Regions from separate parts of the Homo sapiens genome. Here region 2 is linked to region 1. The links are chromatin loops, found by intact Hi-C in ENCODE. Cell type or tissue: OCI-LY7. All regions are shown on one strand. Region 1 overlaps POLR1A (RNA polymerase I subunit A). Region 2 has its middle 66 kb from the start of ST3GAL5-AS1.

Region 1 (4,000 bases):
GATCCCCAGTCTCCTGAACCTTATCTGTCGGGTCTGTGTTCACGGCAACATAACGCACGCTGAAGTAAAAATAGCTATGCTCACTGACGTTCTTTAAGATGTAGATTTTGTAAACTTTTCAATGTTTATAGGAATTTGAGAAAAACCTGTGCCTTGGATATAAAGATTATTAATCATTTGATTATTTGTTAAATACTAGCCAACAGTATGGTCATGTTTTATAACTAAGGCTAAGGGAACTCACAAATGCAGTCTGGGAGAAGCACCAGAAATTTAACCATATGTACTAACTCAAAGGCTAAAAAAGGATCCTTGTCAAATGGTCTAAACACTACAGTGATGGGCTCTATGTAAACTCAAAGATAACGATTACAGATGGGCTGGAAAGGTGGCACAGACCTAAGGCAAGATCAGATGGAGCACACAGCCCCTCTTATGAAGGCTTTCACTTAATAATGTACATAAAAAAATTATACTCTACCTCTTGTTGCCTAGATGGTCTTATTTTGCTTGGGGGAAAAACCCAAACCAGTATTATGCATTTGACTCATCTCACAGTCTTTGGGGGGCAGATACTGATTTTTCCTTTTGTTTTTTTCCTTAAAGAACATAATTACAGGTTCTGTGATCTATTCAGTGCCTTTTCCTCTCTCTGTCCAGATTTTTCCATGACTAGACAATTACTTTGATGGCTAAATCATTTTCAATGCAATCATCACAAATTCTATGGCAGAATGCTGATTAAAGCAATTACTAAAGGTCTACTTATAATTCTAAATTTCCTAACTCCTGCTTAGGATCAGAAAGAACACCTCTGAATCAAAACCCCAGACAATTGTCAGCTTTACTATTCTCCTTAATAGCAAAATGACATTACAATTAATGTCTCTGGTTAGGATGCTTTGTGAATAGGGTATCCCTGTAACTTGAATTTTCTAGCTGACTAAGTAGAAGTCAGGAAACATATCTGAAGCCTTGCTTAAAAACTTTCCACAAAGTATGGGCCCTCAATAAATAAACAGAAGGAAAAAAAATTAGTCCAAAAAGTAACACATAAATGAAAAGTTTAACTGTTTTCATGGAAAAGAAATGAGTTCCATTCAACTCCTATTTTAAGTAAAAAGACGCCACAAAACTCTACTAAGTACATAAAACCAACGACAAAATGTACTTTAATTCAGTATTATGGTTACTTAAGGAAGATAACCTGGTAATAGAGAAGAAATTGAATTATAAATAAAGAAATATGGAAACTAAGGGAAATAAAGATATGCTAAGAAAAATTACCTCAAAATACTGGTTTTCCTAGTTTAACCAAATCAGCTCTTGTCCTTTTAGGACTCTGCCAATAAAGACATGTTGCATTTTTATAACCATTAGCAAATATAAGGATTCCACTTCTTGGCATTTACACCAAGGACTAAATAAAATTTATCAAGAATCAAAAGCTCTTTACCTCCGACAAAAGAAAGTGAATGAAAGTACAGTGAATCTTCAAGCCATCTCCCATAAGCTTTTTTCAATAAATTAATTTATTGACATTAAGTTTATTTACCTGTGTTCTCCTGCCTCCCTTAAGTGTACGCCCAACCTAAAACTCATAGGCATATTAGCATGTGATGAGGTCCACTTGGATTTATATGTCAGCCCACTGCAGGACACAATGTAAGCATGAAGTCTCCTATGGCTTTGCACCGTATTCAATCAAAATCAAGCACAGCACATTCAAGGTCACTGGTCTGAGGACTTCAGAGCACCTCAACTCCCCACATAGCTAATGCCTCAGGTCACTCTGCCAGCAAAAAACCATCTGCTGCTCCCCGGTAGTGTCCCCTCTGGTGAAATATGACTCGGCTGCTATAGAGTCAGAGACCCACACAGTTCTGGCAGCCACTTCCTGTCACCTGCCTTCCCTTAGTCCCAGCCTTGGCTGTCGAGTGGGGCTAAGAACACGCACAGCCAAGCACATGGGCGGGGGGGGGGGGCGGGTGTCGTCCAAAGCTGCTGGGTTCAAGTCTTGGCCTCATTGCTGGCTGACATATTACTCACTTGGTGTTTCCTTGTCTGAAAATCACACCAACCTCATAAGGAAGGGAATGTCTGCAAACTGCTTACAGCAGTGCCTAAGGCCTGTGACCCACTTAATAAATGGCAGCTTTTACTGCCACCACCACAGAGCCACATTATTATTTAAATGAAAACATAAAAAGCCACTTTTCAAATTAGCAAATGTATTTTTTTTAATTTCCAAGTAATCTGGGTAGGCCCTTCACCACTTCTTCCTACATTTAGTCCCTTTGCTAATCCACAGCCAACAAAGGTGGGCAGAGAAGGGAAAGGCCAACTCAAACAACCGGGACCCTTGTGAAGCCACAGTGGTGCATCTGGTGGGAAAAGGGTCCGGGATGCCGGGCTCCTGGCCACCTGCCTGATTCCTTCGTGGCAGACGGCTGATGGGAATAGAGAAGCTCCAAGGAGCAGAGGATGCTGATTGACACTAGGCATCTCTGAGCAGCCCCTGGCACTCCCTGTGCACAGAGGTCTCCATCTCTGTGGTAGCACAAACCCTAGGAAGATCCAGGAACTCCTTGTCCTTCCTGCTGCTTCTCAGCTGAGTGTCCTTGGACAAGTTACACGAATCCTTCAAGTGTAAAATGTGGACATGAATAGCACCTACCTCCAAGGACTGTGGGGAGGGTGAAATGAGGAGCCTCTAAAGTGCTCTCTGCACAGTGTATGGCACTGAAAAAGTACTTGGGAAATGGGAGCCTTGGTTTGACGTTACGATTATTCTTCATACTCCACCACAATCCAAATGAATGATGTATAACTATGAATCATTGTGGCGCAAATGGCTTATAATTTAGGAGGACTCAGACCTTTGGGTGGGTGGTGAGGGTGAAGGAGGCACTGGAACACACTCTGTCTTCTTTCCTGCAGCCTGCCTCTTTCCCCGCTCTGTCCCTCCCATGAGCACATGCTAACTCAGGCCCCTGCCACTCCTGGCCAAGAGTCAGCTGCTAAGGAGACGGGGGAGGAAGTTCTATCCTTCCCTCGTGTCCCTCTGGACAGCTGTGACCACAAGGGGTTGCCCTTGAGGAGTGAACTTGGAGAAAGAAGGAAAGGATTCAAAGGGGACAGAAGATGCCTTCACGGGCTGCTGCGGGATCTCTTCTGGGCCCTTGGGGTTAGGCTGCTTCTTAAAACTCATGTTTGTCAGAACAAAGGATCAAAGTCATCAGTGGACCATGAGAACCATTACAGTGTTGGGATGCTAATGCTAGCCGGGGGCTACTAAGTTGCAGAATCCAAATTTAAGTGCTGAACACAAGACCTATCACACAGTTATTAAGGTTGGCTTTCTGGGATGGCTATCACAATTTCTGTCCTGATTTACATTTTACAACGCAGCAAAACAGAAACATTTCCCAGCCTCTAAGCCACTAGATGGGCTAAAAGCCCCACCTGGGAGAAACCAGGACCCTCCATTCCAGGCGCCCCTGTCCTGGAGCTGCCCAATGACCCCAGGGGCTGGCAGGGCCCAACTTAAAAGTGCTAAGTCATGCTGACGATGACCACGGAACAGCCTCAAGGCCAGACCTACCTTGGGAACAAGGTACTGCTGATCAGTGCAGGCCAGGACGTAGGCCTCGGCCCGGCCCAGCTCACTCTGGGGGAAATGGGCATTCATCTCGTCTCCATCAAAGTCGGCATTATAGGCCTTGCAGTTGGCATAGTGGAGCCGCAGCACTTTCTCTTCAGGCAGGATGCGGGCACGGTGGGCCTGGATGGAGGGTCTGTGCAGTGTGGGCTGTCGGTTCAGTAGCAGAATGTCCCCATTCTTCACATGCCGGCACACCTGGGAACAGAGTGGACAGGTGGGTGATCAGTGCAAACGTCAGTATCACCACGGCTCTTTCCAAGTGCTCACCTCAGCTTGACCAAGGTGTGGCTTTTGTCTCACGTTCTAGTTAACTAAATGCAAGGGGAATTTTTCATC
Region 2 (4,000 bases), 110 kb before region 1:
GGGGTCCATACCACACCCTCAGATACCCCCACCTTCCTGTCACTCCAGTCATCCTGCCGGACATCAGTGACCAGTGATGTGCTTACAGAAGAGCCATAGTGGCATCTATGGTCCTAGGTGGCTTAGATCTGGGGAAGGCCTACAGGGCTGGCTGTGCAAATACAGCTATTTATTGTGAGCAGCTTGCAGCTTCAATGTCTTTTGCTTCTTTCCAAATCACCAAGCACAGAGCAGAGAATGAAGGAATTGTCTCATGAATGCCATTTGGAATGGCTGTGTTTGCTATAGAGCACTGCCATCCTTTTGCTAGAGTCTCTGCCTCATGTCTAGGGAGATCTCACAGTTGGGGGTGGGGGGTGACATGAAGCCATTTGAGGGTGGCTATGCTCTGATACCGGAGCTGGTTGGGCCCCCAGGCATGTGAGGAGGAGCCAGGGAAGGGAAAGAAAGCACCTTCTGCCTGCTTCCTTGCTTCCTCGTTCTCTTCCTGCCCTTTCACAGCCCCGTGGACACCACTTCTGAGTGGCCTCCCTCCTGTTCACAGGCACCTCTGAGATTTCCTGGCTGACACATCGCATCTCCCTCTGGCCACAGCCAAGCAACACCAGATGTCTGCAGTAGCAGTAACACTTTGGATTCCTGATGGAAAACTCCAAGACGAGCCTCTGTGAAATACCTGCTTCATTTTGGCTTCATTTTCATGCCTCATTATCTGACCCATTTACTTCTTACCTCAGGGCACAGACCACGGCTGTGACACTCCGTAAAATCCTGTGGGATGGGGAAGAGTGAAAATGACACACCGGTGGGGCAAGGTGGCTCATGCCTGTAATCCTAGCACTTTGGGAGGCCGAGGCGAGTGGATTACCTGAGATCAGGAGTTCGAGACCAGCCTGGCCAACATGGTGAAACCCTGTCTCTACTAAAAATACAAAAATTAGCCAGGCGTGGTAGTGGGTACCTGCAGTCCCAGCTACTCTGGAGGCTGAGACAGGAGAATCGCTTGAACCCGGGGGGCAGAGGTTGCAGTGAGCTGAGATGGCACCACTACACTCCAGCCTGGGTGAAAGAGTGAAACTCTGTCTCGGGGGGGAAAAAAAAAGACACAGACCTCTCAGGGCATGGCTGCTTAGGAGGCTATGAGGCTCTTGCAAGATTTTCCCCATTTTTCATGGCTGCCCTCAGAGAATAGAATTGCCACAATTTTAAGGATAAAGAAACAGGCTTGGAGAGGCCAGAGGCTTGCCCAATACCACACACACAGGGGTGCCTTTGTGTTTCTGGGTCAATGCTGTTTTTCACACAGACTGGACCTCATGGGGGTCAGGAGCAGTGGGACCACCTCGTGCTCTCTCCGCGCTCATACCTTCTCATGGTGTCAATCTCCCCTTCCCTCCCAGACAGAGCAATGCATGCTTGCCACCTTGATGGTGCAAGCATCACTAGATCTGAATTTGAGGTGAGGAAATTCAAGGCAACCACAGTACACGTTGTCCCCCGTCGGACCCAGGGAAAGGCACTTGAGACAGGAGCAGGCCTGTGGTGCTCTTGGCACAAGGCAAAATGGAGGAACAGGGTGGTGGTGGCAGGGTGCCCTAACCTGGTCTTGGGGGGTTTAAGAAGTTCCTGTTTTGAAGTGTTTCAATAGCCAGTGAGAGTGAGCCATGGAGAATAAAAATGTACAAGTAAACAGTCGTTCCACTTATACACAGTTAAGGACTTGTGGGAGGGGGGCAAGTTCCAGTTTTTCAACATAGTTTCTGATTGAAAGTGCCATTGTAACCCTCATTATGGCCACCAGCTTAAATTTGAGGGCTCCCGTTGCCCTGGAATAAACCCCTAGTTTTCAGACTTCCTGGAGCCACCATCCTTCATCTCTTCTGTTTACTTTTTTCTCTTCTGTTTAAATTGGAGGGCCATTTATGCCCTCCCCTTCTCCTTGCTGAAGTTGTGTACACAATGACTGGCACAGAGGTGTTTCTACCTGCACAGGCTCATGACATTCTCACAGTCAGCCCATAGATCGGTTTCTTCTCTCAATCTCAGAGATAAGGAAACTGAGGTCTTAAGTGGTTAAGTCATTTGTCCCAGGTCGCCTGGCAGCAAGTTGTACCCACAGTGCTAGCCAATGTCTCGCTGACATGTGTGGGCACCACATGGGCCCATCCATGGTCAGGGACTTTTCCTGGCTCTGCCCATAGCATCCTCATTCGTCTTGTTTGCTTATATGTTTCTTACAACTACCTCACAGCCTCAACCATGTCTTTAAAATTATTCAATTATTCATAGAGCTGGATTTACAAGTCTAGGTCTCCTTCGTCAGGGGTGGCCTTCTCCGCTCCTCCTCCTCCTCTCTGGAGGTGGTTTCATCACAGACTGTAAAGGTTCTGTAAAAAATAATCTAGTCCGTCTGCCTGAAGCAGTTCTCCCCCTGCACCAGTGACTCCTGCTATGGTATACTGGGGTAGTTACAGGATTTTTTTTTTCTTTTTTTTTTTCGAGACAGAGTCTTGCTCTGTCACCCAGGCTAAAGTACAGTGGCACGATCTTGGCTCACTGCAACCTCCACCTTCCAGGTTTAAGCCATTCTCCTGTCTCAGCCTCCTGAATAGCTGGGATTATAGGCACATGCCACCACACCCAGCTAATTTTTGTATTTTTAGTAGAGACGGGGTTTTACCATGTTGGTCAGGCTGGTCTCAAAATTCCTGACCTCAAGTTCTCCACCCTCCTCAGCCTCCCAAAGTGCTGGGTTTACAGGCGTGAGCCACCGTGCCCGGCCCTAGTTACAGATTTTATTTGGCTTTCCCATTCTCAGTCCTCTAGTAACAATGTTCCTCCTTTTTTTTTCCTTTAGGGAATTGTCTTTTCTCTAATCCTAATCCATATGGCTCAGCTGTCAATCACAGTCCTCCTCTATCCCCTGACAACAGAGGAGAGATGTGTGACTGAGGCCTGGCCGAGCAAAAGACTCGATCCCTCTGGCCATTGTGATTGGTTCAGGGACAACTTCGTGGTCAAATGATTACAATTTTACCCTCTCCAAGCGGTGACACAATGAATAGGCTACAGTGGTACCAATGTCAGTTTTCATTTGCCCAGTTATTCCCACAAGATAAATATCTGGACTGTAATTGCCGAGTTATACATATATACATTTTAAAGGCTGGTACATTTTGTGAGATTGCCCCACAGATAGGTTGGTGCAAATTTACACCATTCCAGCAATACGTGGGAGTCTGCTTTGCACACCCTAGCAACACCTGGTGTTGTCAGTCTTTAACATTTGCCAGTTTGATAAGTGGAGACAGCTGTTGAAACCTGTTCTCGATTCTGGGCCTCCCTTGGGTCATGTTCCCACATGCCTGTCCCTAATGTTGCCTCCTCGGACCTTATTTCTAAATCTCTTGCCTGCTTCTTTATCCAACTTTATTGGTCTGCTTATAACCTGGTGTCACTGTACTAGACTAGAAAGTGGGTCTTTATCATATATATATGCCTTTTCTCTTGAAACTCCTTGCAGGTGCTAAGAACGGTTTTGGAATCTAATAATTATTTGTCAGATGAATGAATGGAAACTCCTCTGTGATTCACCCATTTCCTATTCACTGAGTGGTGCCATGTGGTTGGGTCAATGCGAACCTGGGGAGATGAATGCCCAAGAACACCAGATTTCAAGAATCCCAATATTGTAATGGTTATATTGGATGCTTAACATGATAATGGAGCATGACTATCCCATTCCAGGAAATGACACTCCCCACAGGAAGTCCTTGGTTAACCAGTCTTTAGTGATGGTCTGCCATGTCTCTAGTGTGGAGTCAAAGGACCCAGTCCCTGGTCTCAAGCGACTGAACATCAGTGTGAGAGGCAAAACTAACGAAAGAAGGATTTTGAGTTTAAGTGGCATCTGAATCAGGTGGCATTTATGAAATGCAATCCTTTGGGAAAAATAGAACATATAGTGGACTGGAAACGCTTGAGAATATTTTCTAAAAGA

The links. Hi-C counts contacts between places; a loop is a spot of excess contacts. Peaks named below come from ENCODE experiments on the same cell type or tissue, not always from the same donor. Only the 100,000 strongest peaks of a DNase experiment are listed, where the experiment ranks them.
Region 2: it touches region 1 in a loop (2.1-fold over the local background); 1 of 110 quality-filtered maps calls a loop at or near these places.

What each region holds. Positions count from the first base shown.
Region 1 is chr2:86,066,414-86,070,413 of GRCh38, forward strand. POLR1A (RNA polymerase I subunit A) reads right to left here. Exons shown (of 34, transcript NM_015425.6): 13 at 3,605-3,859. Among named protein-coding and RNA genes, the nearest start is that of POLR1A, 37 kb to the right of the region's middle. RefSeq lists a silencer at 1-140 and an enhancer at 3,059-4,000. In OCI-LY7, no CTCF peak of the experiment used is centred here; a DNase peak (open chromatin) is centred at 1,888.
Region 2 is chr2:85,953,140-85,957,139 of GRCh38, forward strand. No RefSeq gene overlaps it. Among named protein-coding and RNA genes, the nearest start is that of ST3GAL5-AS1, 66 kb to the left of the region's middle. In OCI-LY7, no CTCF peak of the experiment used is centred here; no DNase peak of the experiment used is centred here.